2 separate regions of the Homo sapiens genome follow, and region 1 is linked to region 2. A link is an interaction called in ENCODE POLR2A ChIA-PET data of the cell type or tissue named here. Cell type or tissue: PC-9. All regions are shown on one strand.

Region 1 (4,000 bases), 84 kb after region 2:
ACAATTCACCCAAACAAGGAGGAAAAGATGAACATCTCAAGTACCTATGAGCATTTTTACATGCAGACCCCTTACTGACATTGGCCAAGACAGATGACAAGAGATCATCAAGGAGAGAGTTCATTAGAAGAAGATACTGCTAACATTAGAGAAACATAGCATCAATCACCCATAGCATGGATGCTGTTGAGCTTCCACCTGAAAAACAAACAACAACAACAACAAACCTGGCGGGTAGAAATAGGAACAGGTTTAGCATACATCCCTTCCTCCTTTTCCTGGGATCTGCATTGGGCCCCGTAAGCTTGGCATGAACCTAAGTGAATAAGACACCAAAGGACTGAAGTTTACCACTACCTTCAGAATTAGGACTCAGAGCCAGGAATTTCTTTAGACTACACAACCAGTCTATGCATATGGGAGGTTTTGGACTGTAGTTCACACTGGCTGCGCTTCCTTATGGAAACAGTGACTACAAGATGGAGGATATTAATGAAAGATAGCACACATCCATACTAAATGTCATAACAGCAAAAACCATAAGATAGTTACTGACAATGAGTCATGCAATTCCGAGGGAAAAACTAGTATGCTACATTCCTCCATGCTACATTCTTTCAAATAAGAATGAAAGAATCAAGAATGGGCCTTGAAGAATGAAGATGAGGAGAAATAATGGGTGTGTGGACCGCGCATTGGAGTGGGAATTCCTAGGTAAGGAAAGGTATATGGTCTGTTCAATTAAGGGACTCTAAAATACTTGTTAAAAAAAAAAAAAAAGGAAGTAGTGCTTTCCAGTAACAAAGTCTACTGCAAATCTGAAGGTGGAAATTTAAACAACTTTGAGCCTGTTACGGTGGAATTTTGTCCTGCCCCACCCGTTACCAAATTCATGTCGAAACCCTAAATCCCAATAGGCGTTCTTATAAGAAAAGATGGAAATATGTGTAGAGAGAGAGAGACCATGCAAGAATACAGCAAGAAGGTAAGTGACCATCTGCGAGCCAAGGAGAGAGGCCTCAGGAGAAACCAAAGCTAACAACTCTTCTAGCATCCAGAACTGAGAAAATTTTCTGTTGGTTAAGCCACTCAGTCTGTGATATTTATTATGGCAGCCCTAGCAAACTAGTACAGAGCGGAAGAGTTACAGTATCAAAATAAAATATTTAGGAAAATGCATTTATAAGAATCCGGAAGTTTGAGAGTATAGGAACTGGACCAGATAGGACAGTTTGTCCTGTCAGCTCCTGAGGTCAGGGATGGCTCAATTTCTTCTGAATCCTCAAAGCCTTCGGGTAGGACAGTACCTGAAATGGAATGTGTCCTCGAGAATTATGTGGTGGGTCTGGGCACCGCACTTCGAGAACTAATGATTTAAGGTGTTTGTAGGGATGTGAGGGATAAAGGGCCAAGGATGCCTTGGAAATCTAGAACATAAATGTCGGGTACATGGCAAGTGGTGAATTAAAGTTTGTTGAATGGACCAACGAATCTAAAATTCTATAGCTATTTGCTTAACAAATGAGTGTGGTGGTGTGGAGAGGAAAAGGGGAGATTACATGATCTAGAGGGAGAAAGAGGGCAGCACGCTTTTTGGAAAACAAAATCTGCTTTCAAGATCTGGTTTTACCCCTTATCAGCTGTGGATTTAGTTCTGCTGAGCCTCAGTTTCATCAGTAAGATGGGGATAATGATGTATAGATTTATGGCAAATAAATAAATAAATAAATAAATAGGACTAAATGAAATTATGGGAATAAAGTATTTAATAGAGTATTTGCAACATAGAGGTGAAGAAAACATGAAGACTCATCATAAAATCAGTTGGTGATATTTTGAGGGGACTATCTCAGGTGACATAAGTGGAAATGCAAATTTAAATTAAGAGAGGTAAGTGTAAACTGCAGGCATGTTTGGGAGCTTTTCATTCATTCAACTAGCATTTAGTGAAAGCCCGCTATTCCAACTAAGGAGACTGTGGACAGTAATTATTGCCTTATATCTCTGAGGGGACGAAGATCCAGATCAATAGAGAATGAGGTCAGGCATAATTGTTCAGTACACTATGGCTTCCGATTGTGAGGTTCTTCCGATGGGCTAAAAAGGAGCCTACGCGTGCCTATTGGAAATAATCTTGGAGAACTAGCGACCCTGGGCGAAGAAAACTGAAGTCCCAAAATAGCCCACCTGGGGAAAGAAATTAGGAAATTCCTGTGGAAGCTGGCGCGGCATTATACTTCGTCGCCCTCTTAGCGCAGCGGGCAGCGCGTCAGTCTCATAATCTGAAGGTCCTGAGTTCGAGCCTCAGAGAGGGCAGCTTTTGCAAGGAAAGCTTACCTTCCTGGTACTTGTTATAGCTGTAATCCACACTCCCTTTACAGCTAGGGTATAATTCCTTCTTTTCTAAAATATCAAGCATGTGGAATTGTGTCCGGCCCAGAGCTTTCCCACAGTAGCTGTCTAGGGGTGCGCTTTCGACACGCGCTCCCGGCTCCGCGCAGTGGCTGTTTCTGGATGAGTCTGGAGACTCCGCCTGCAGTCCTGTGCTGGCTCCACCTTGGCAGGGGTGGAGCTCAGGAATGTTGAGTGGTCCCGAAAATCCAGGTGGAACACAAGACTTCTAGTCCGGAAAAAAACCCCACATGCCTCAAATAGCCAATAGCGTGGTGGGGGGCTGGGGTTAGCGGAATTTGTAACCCGCTCACTTGGGAGGCAGCGGCCTGCAGGATCCACGTCTGCATTCTCCAGCTTTGTTCCTTTCTTCCCTCTGGGTGGGCTACCTTCGCTTCCCAGTTGATCACCTCAGAGCTGTACGCCTGGGTGTAGATGTCGAATACATTGATCTTATTTTTATCTGTTTTTATTTTTATGGTACACAGACGACAGGGAATCATTGGGCATCTTTGAAGTATAATAAATCGGATCTATTTTTCCCCAAATGGTTCCCATGGCAGGGGCTGGCGATACCTTGACCGACATCCAACAGACTGTATGTAGTCGATGAGGGAAAACCAAGGAGCGACGAGGGACAGGAACTCCGAGCAGGTGCTCAAAGAAAATCTGTGCTGTGCTGGGCTGGGGTGGTCACTTTCTTCTCAGAGATGCAGAGTGCTACACGGCGAGTGGGAGGGTGGGCTCCCACTCCCTGTTACAGGAGCCGAGGGAAGTTAATTTTATGACAAGAAGACCTCTCGGCTTCTTGTAACTGGGGATTCAACCTCGGAAAAAAGGAAAGCCGATGACGCGAACCTAGAGAAGCTAAAAAGAGAAGCTAGAAGCAGGAACGAGAGACTTTTGGGGAACAGATCCGGGCTTGGAGAGGAAATCGCAAAGCGTCAGTCAGCCGAAGGAAGGTTCTGATACCCAGCGGAATTTATAGAAAATAAATTCAGAAACAGAGAAAGAAGGAGAGTGGTGGGCAGTCTGTCCTTAACGAGGAGTTATATCCGCCTGTCAGGGATCCCATCGTCCCTGGTCCTGAATCTTATTGGCGTTTAATCTGTAACGCCAGTCCTGAACGACAGTCTCAGAAATCCTTCAAACTCATGTGCCACACACAGAAACCGAGATACTTTTTTCTCTTTTGTTATAGAGGCTCCTTGAGAGAGAAATGAATATACAAAAATGTCTCAGCAGAAAGTACTGAAAAGCAATCTGTGGGGAAAAGAAAGAGAGATCAGACTGTTACTGTGTCTATGTCGGAAGAAGTAGACAAAGAGACTCCATTTTGTTCTGTACTAAGAAAAATTCTTTTGCCTTGAGATGCTGTTAATCTGTAACCCTACCCCCAACCCTGTGCTCGCAGAAACATGTGCTGTGTCGACTCAAGGTTTAATGGATTTAGGGATATGCAGGATGTGTTTGTTAAACAAATGCTTGAAGGCAGCATGCTTGTTAAAACTCATCACCACTCCCTAATCTCAAGTACCCAGGGACACAAAACACTGTGGAAGGCCGCAGGGACCTCTGCCTAGGAAAGCCAGGTATTGTCCAAGATTTC
Region 2 (4,000 bases):
TTTGCACTTGTTCCTTCTGCCTAGAATGCTCTTCCCCATGCAGCTTACTCCTTTATTGGACTCAAGTCTCTGCCTGAAGATCACTTCCTCAAAAAGCAGCATACCCTGACTACCTTATCTAAAATAGCCTGTGTTGCTTTATCACATTTTATTTCTCTCCACAGCACTTATCACCATTCAACTTTATGGTATACATTTTATATTTATTCGTTTGTCTTTTTACTAAAATATAACTTCTATTAGGGTTAGGACTTAGTCTTTTGCTTACTGTAATATCCCTACTACCTAGAGTACATTTGTTGAATAAATGAAAAGTGTGAACAAATACCAGAACAAAAAGGCAATCATTATCCTTGGACCCCCAGTAGCTGTATAACAGACTAGACCAGTAGCCCTGGCTGGTTCATCTAGCAAGCCCAAATACATCTTTCAAGTCTTAGCTCCAGGGTACCCTCCTTCAGGATGCTTCTCTTGCCCCATCCTAGGAAGAGACTAGTACTCTTTCCTGCCTAGGGTCGAAGTGAAAGGAATAAACTGGAACACGACAAAAGTCCAAGCAGACAGGCTAATTCATACAACTTGAGAGTTCATGGTTATCCTTAAAGGGTATATGGGACCAAGAGACAAAGTTAGTAAAGCATTATTTAAAAATTAGATGGTGTTTATAGGCCTTAGACTTGGAAATTTCTCATTTATTTTTCATTGATTACATGGATTATCTCATTTAGTCCTCCCAAGGACCCTATGAAATAGGTATTAATACCAGTGTTTGGATCTTATAGATGGAAAACCTGATGCTTAGGGCAGTTAGATAATCACCCAACAACTTACAAATAGTAAGCAGCAGAGCCAGGATTTCAATACCTATCTTCTGACTCCAGAGCCTGCCTAAGCATTAGGCATACTACCCTCTTTGTGCTACAAATCAATCAAAAAGCAATTACTGCAAGCCTAATGTGAATATGCATGCATGTTGAAAAGGAGTAGAAAATAGCCTTAAGTTGGTAGGATAGGGCTCAGTTTTATCACTCTGCTATCTTAGGAGCTAAGAAAGGGGCATTCTCTTTTTCCATATATCTTCTCCCATACTTTCCTGTCTTTCACCCTGCCCCACCCCACACCCCCATCCACATTTATACAGAAACAGAGCCTGGTATACCACTTACCGTAACAAGAAAGACTCAAGACCATCTTCCTTTTGGTTTCAAAAGGTCTCTAGTTCAGAACTATTCACAACACTCAATTCTTGCCTCTCCTAGAGGAAAAATCAATAATGTAGACGATGACCTTGTGAAATTTATAATTCATAATTTTTCTAGAGCTGGCCTAGAAAACTGGTCCCATTTCCTCTCCATTCTAGTGAGCATCCTTCAACCATAGCTTACCTCTTCCCATCTTTGCTTACACTGTTTCTCCTGCAGGAAGTACCTGCCACTGGTAGCCATCAGTTCCGACCAGCTCTAGACAAAATGTCAAGAATCTTTCTATTACTAACTGTAACTTCATAACAAAGCCCTAAGCCTCGTTTTTCGTTTGTTTTTTCTCCTTCTGCTAATTGTTTTTGTTTGTATTATCTCAACTCCTAAGATCAAAGACCCATTCGTCTACCACTACAAACCCCAAAGTGCATGTGATAAGTGTATATAATATAAAGTTATCTGTAATTCCATTTTCCAAAAAGAAATGGTTATAGGAAGATTAAACAAACCAGATTTTTCTGCAGATAGATTCAACTGCAACATAACTAATTTCTGCACTGAAGATGAAGCGAAAAATCCATTCAAGGTCCTTTTTTTCCTCGATATATATGAAAGATTATATTGCTTTGAAAAGTGCCTTGCAGTGTTTACTATCTCTAGGAACTACCGTACTAAGGTTCTCTTCTTTCAACTTTTCATTGACCATCTTTCAGTCCTCCGTCCGCCGTCAGCGGAGACCAGACCATGCTCAGTGTCCAGGAACAGGGGCTGCTCCCACTCGACTGTGGCCGTGGGTCTTGGGTCCCACCGCGCACCCATCCCACCCCTGGGCCCCGCAGGCCGCGCTTACCCTGGCAGCCGCCGGCGCCGCCCCTAGGCCTGGGGACAGCACTTCCGGTTACTCTCCGGACACTCGAATCTGGGCTTCCTGGCGGCCGCAGACTCTGCGATAGTAGATCTAAGGGCCAGGCTTCGGGAAGGAAAGAAAAGCGAACCCGGCACGGACAAGACCTAGGAGCAACTCCCTTCGTGCGCCTAGACTAGAGGAGTTGGGGCCAGGCCGCCCACAGAGCGCTTTAACAGAGCGCTTCAAGGGCCCACAAGGCCGGCTACGCAAACCCTTTCAAGCTGGCTGGGAAGAGGCCGGCGCAGCCCCACCCCCGCAAGTCACATGATCACCCCTCTCCGGCCACTAGGGCGTTCCAACCCCGGCCCCTGGGCCAATAGGAGCCGAGTCTTCGGAAAGGGGCGGGGCCCGGGGCGCCTGCGCTCTGGGAGCCCTCGGCGTTTTGGTGGGAGGGGGTCTTGCTGGCGCAGTGGAAGGCCGGCTGCGGGGGGAGGCGATCGCTGCCACCCTGTCTAAGAAGAAACGGCACCAACAGCGTTGCAGTTTATGTTACAGTTTCCCCAAGGCTGTTAACCGAGGACTCAAACCAGGAGTAGAGTCACAAAGATTAGATGCCACTGACCCTGAGAGAAACACCAGGAAAGATCTGGGAGAGATAGAGGATTCTGAAGCACAGTGGCAGCGCTGTCATCCACGAAGATGTGGCCAGCGAGATGGAAGAAATGCTTTTAAAAGTGGTGGACTTGTGTGGGTGGAGAAAACAGCAGCGAGAGAAAGTACTGTGGGAGGTTCCCCAGTCCTTGCTGATTATGTTTCTGATTTGGAATCAGCTAAGAGTAAATCACCTAGTGGTGGGGCTGGAACAGAACTCAGTTCTTTAGGTTGAACACTGGGTATTCTCCCAGCTCAATTGTTAAATTAAAAAAAACAAACCAACAAAAAACAGTTTTTAAATGTCCTCAGCTATCAAAGGGAAAAGATGAGTAGTAGGAATATGGAAAACTAAACCCTGGGCAGCCTGGCCAAGGACTTGGATTGTGAGCCAGTTGCTGAGGTTTAGTAATTGGGGAGCGCAGTCTCTGAGACACGTATTCAGTATTAACTAATCATGTTCCTACTAGTGGAATTCTTCCGCAGAGGGTCTACAGCTTATTCTACTTTCATGTTTATTTTTAATGAAACTTTCAAGGTCAAAATATTCCACTCAGGGTTGTCTTAATATTTTGAATAATAACATTTTGAGTGTGTAGCATGTATCAAACACTGTTCTAATAACTTTACACTATTGTCTCATTCAGTTGTAACAAAAATCGTGTGAGATATGTATTCTTTTAGGAGGAAACTGGTGCACAGAGAGATTAAGTAGCTTGCCCAGGATCACATATTACTGATGAAGCTGTAATGTGAACAGTCTGATGCCAGATTCTGTGCTTGCAGTCACTATACTTATGGCTACCTCAATAGTGGTGAGTGTATTGTGTAAAATTATTGGAATAAAAATTAAGCAAGTTGGATTCTGATCTCTGCACTGCATATAACAAGGTCTGAATATGTGTAGAATTGAACTGTTCAACCTTTTCTTTCAGGATACATTGGCCCAAAGTACTCTTTATTAATTGTTTTATTCAGTTAAACATTTATTGAGCACCTCCAATTAACAGGACACCATAGGCCGGGCACGGTGGCTCACGCCTGTAATGCCAGCACTTTGGAAGGCTGAGGCGGGTGGATCACCTGAGGTCGCGAGTTTGAGACCAGCCTGACCAACATGGTGAAACCCTGTCTCTACTAAAAATACAAAATTAGCCAGGCGTGGTGGCGCATGCCTGTAATCCCAGCTACTTGGGAGGCTGAGACAGGAGAATCGCTTGAACCTGGGAGGTGAAGGTTGCAGTGAGCCAAGGGCACTCCAGCCCGGGCAACAAAAGTGAAACTCCATGTCAAAAAGAAACAA

Evidence for each region. ChIA-PET counts read pairs that join two places held together with the same protein. Peaks named below come from ENCODE experiments on the same cell type or tissue, not always from the same donor. Only the 100,000 strongest peaks of a DNase experiment are listed, where the experiment ranks them.
Region 1: POLR2A ChIA-PET joins it to region 2 with 7 read pairs; 2 of 35 experiments call an interaction of 5 or more read pairs at or near these places.

What each region holds. Positions count from the first base shown.
Region 1 is chr6:26,741,020-26,745,019 of GRCh38, forward strand. It overlaps TRM-CAT4-2 (tRNA-Met (anticodon CAT) 4-2), which reads left to right and starts at 2,244; the gene lies at 2,244-2,316. In PC-9, no CTCF peak of the experiment used is centred here; a DNase peak (open chromatin) is centred at 2,472; H3K4me3 peaks cover 1,760 bases.
Region 2 is chr6:26,657,392-26,661,391 of GRCh38, forward strand. It overlaps ZNF322 (zinc finger protein 322), which reads right to left and starts at 2,355. Exons shown (of 4, transcript NM_024639.5): 1 at 2,050-2,355; 2 at 1,167-1,255. RefSeq lists enhancers at 1,785-2,285, 2,006-2,055, 2,066-2,255, 2,286-2,786, 2,486-2,545 and 1 more. In PC-9, CTCF peaks have their summits at 2,899 and 3,098; a DNase peak (open chromatin) is centred at 2,380; H3K4me3 peaks cover 2,520 bases; H3K27ac peaks cover 493 bases.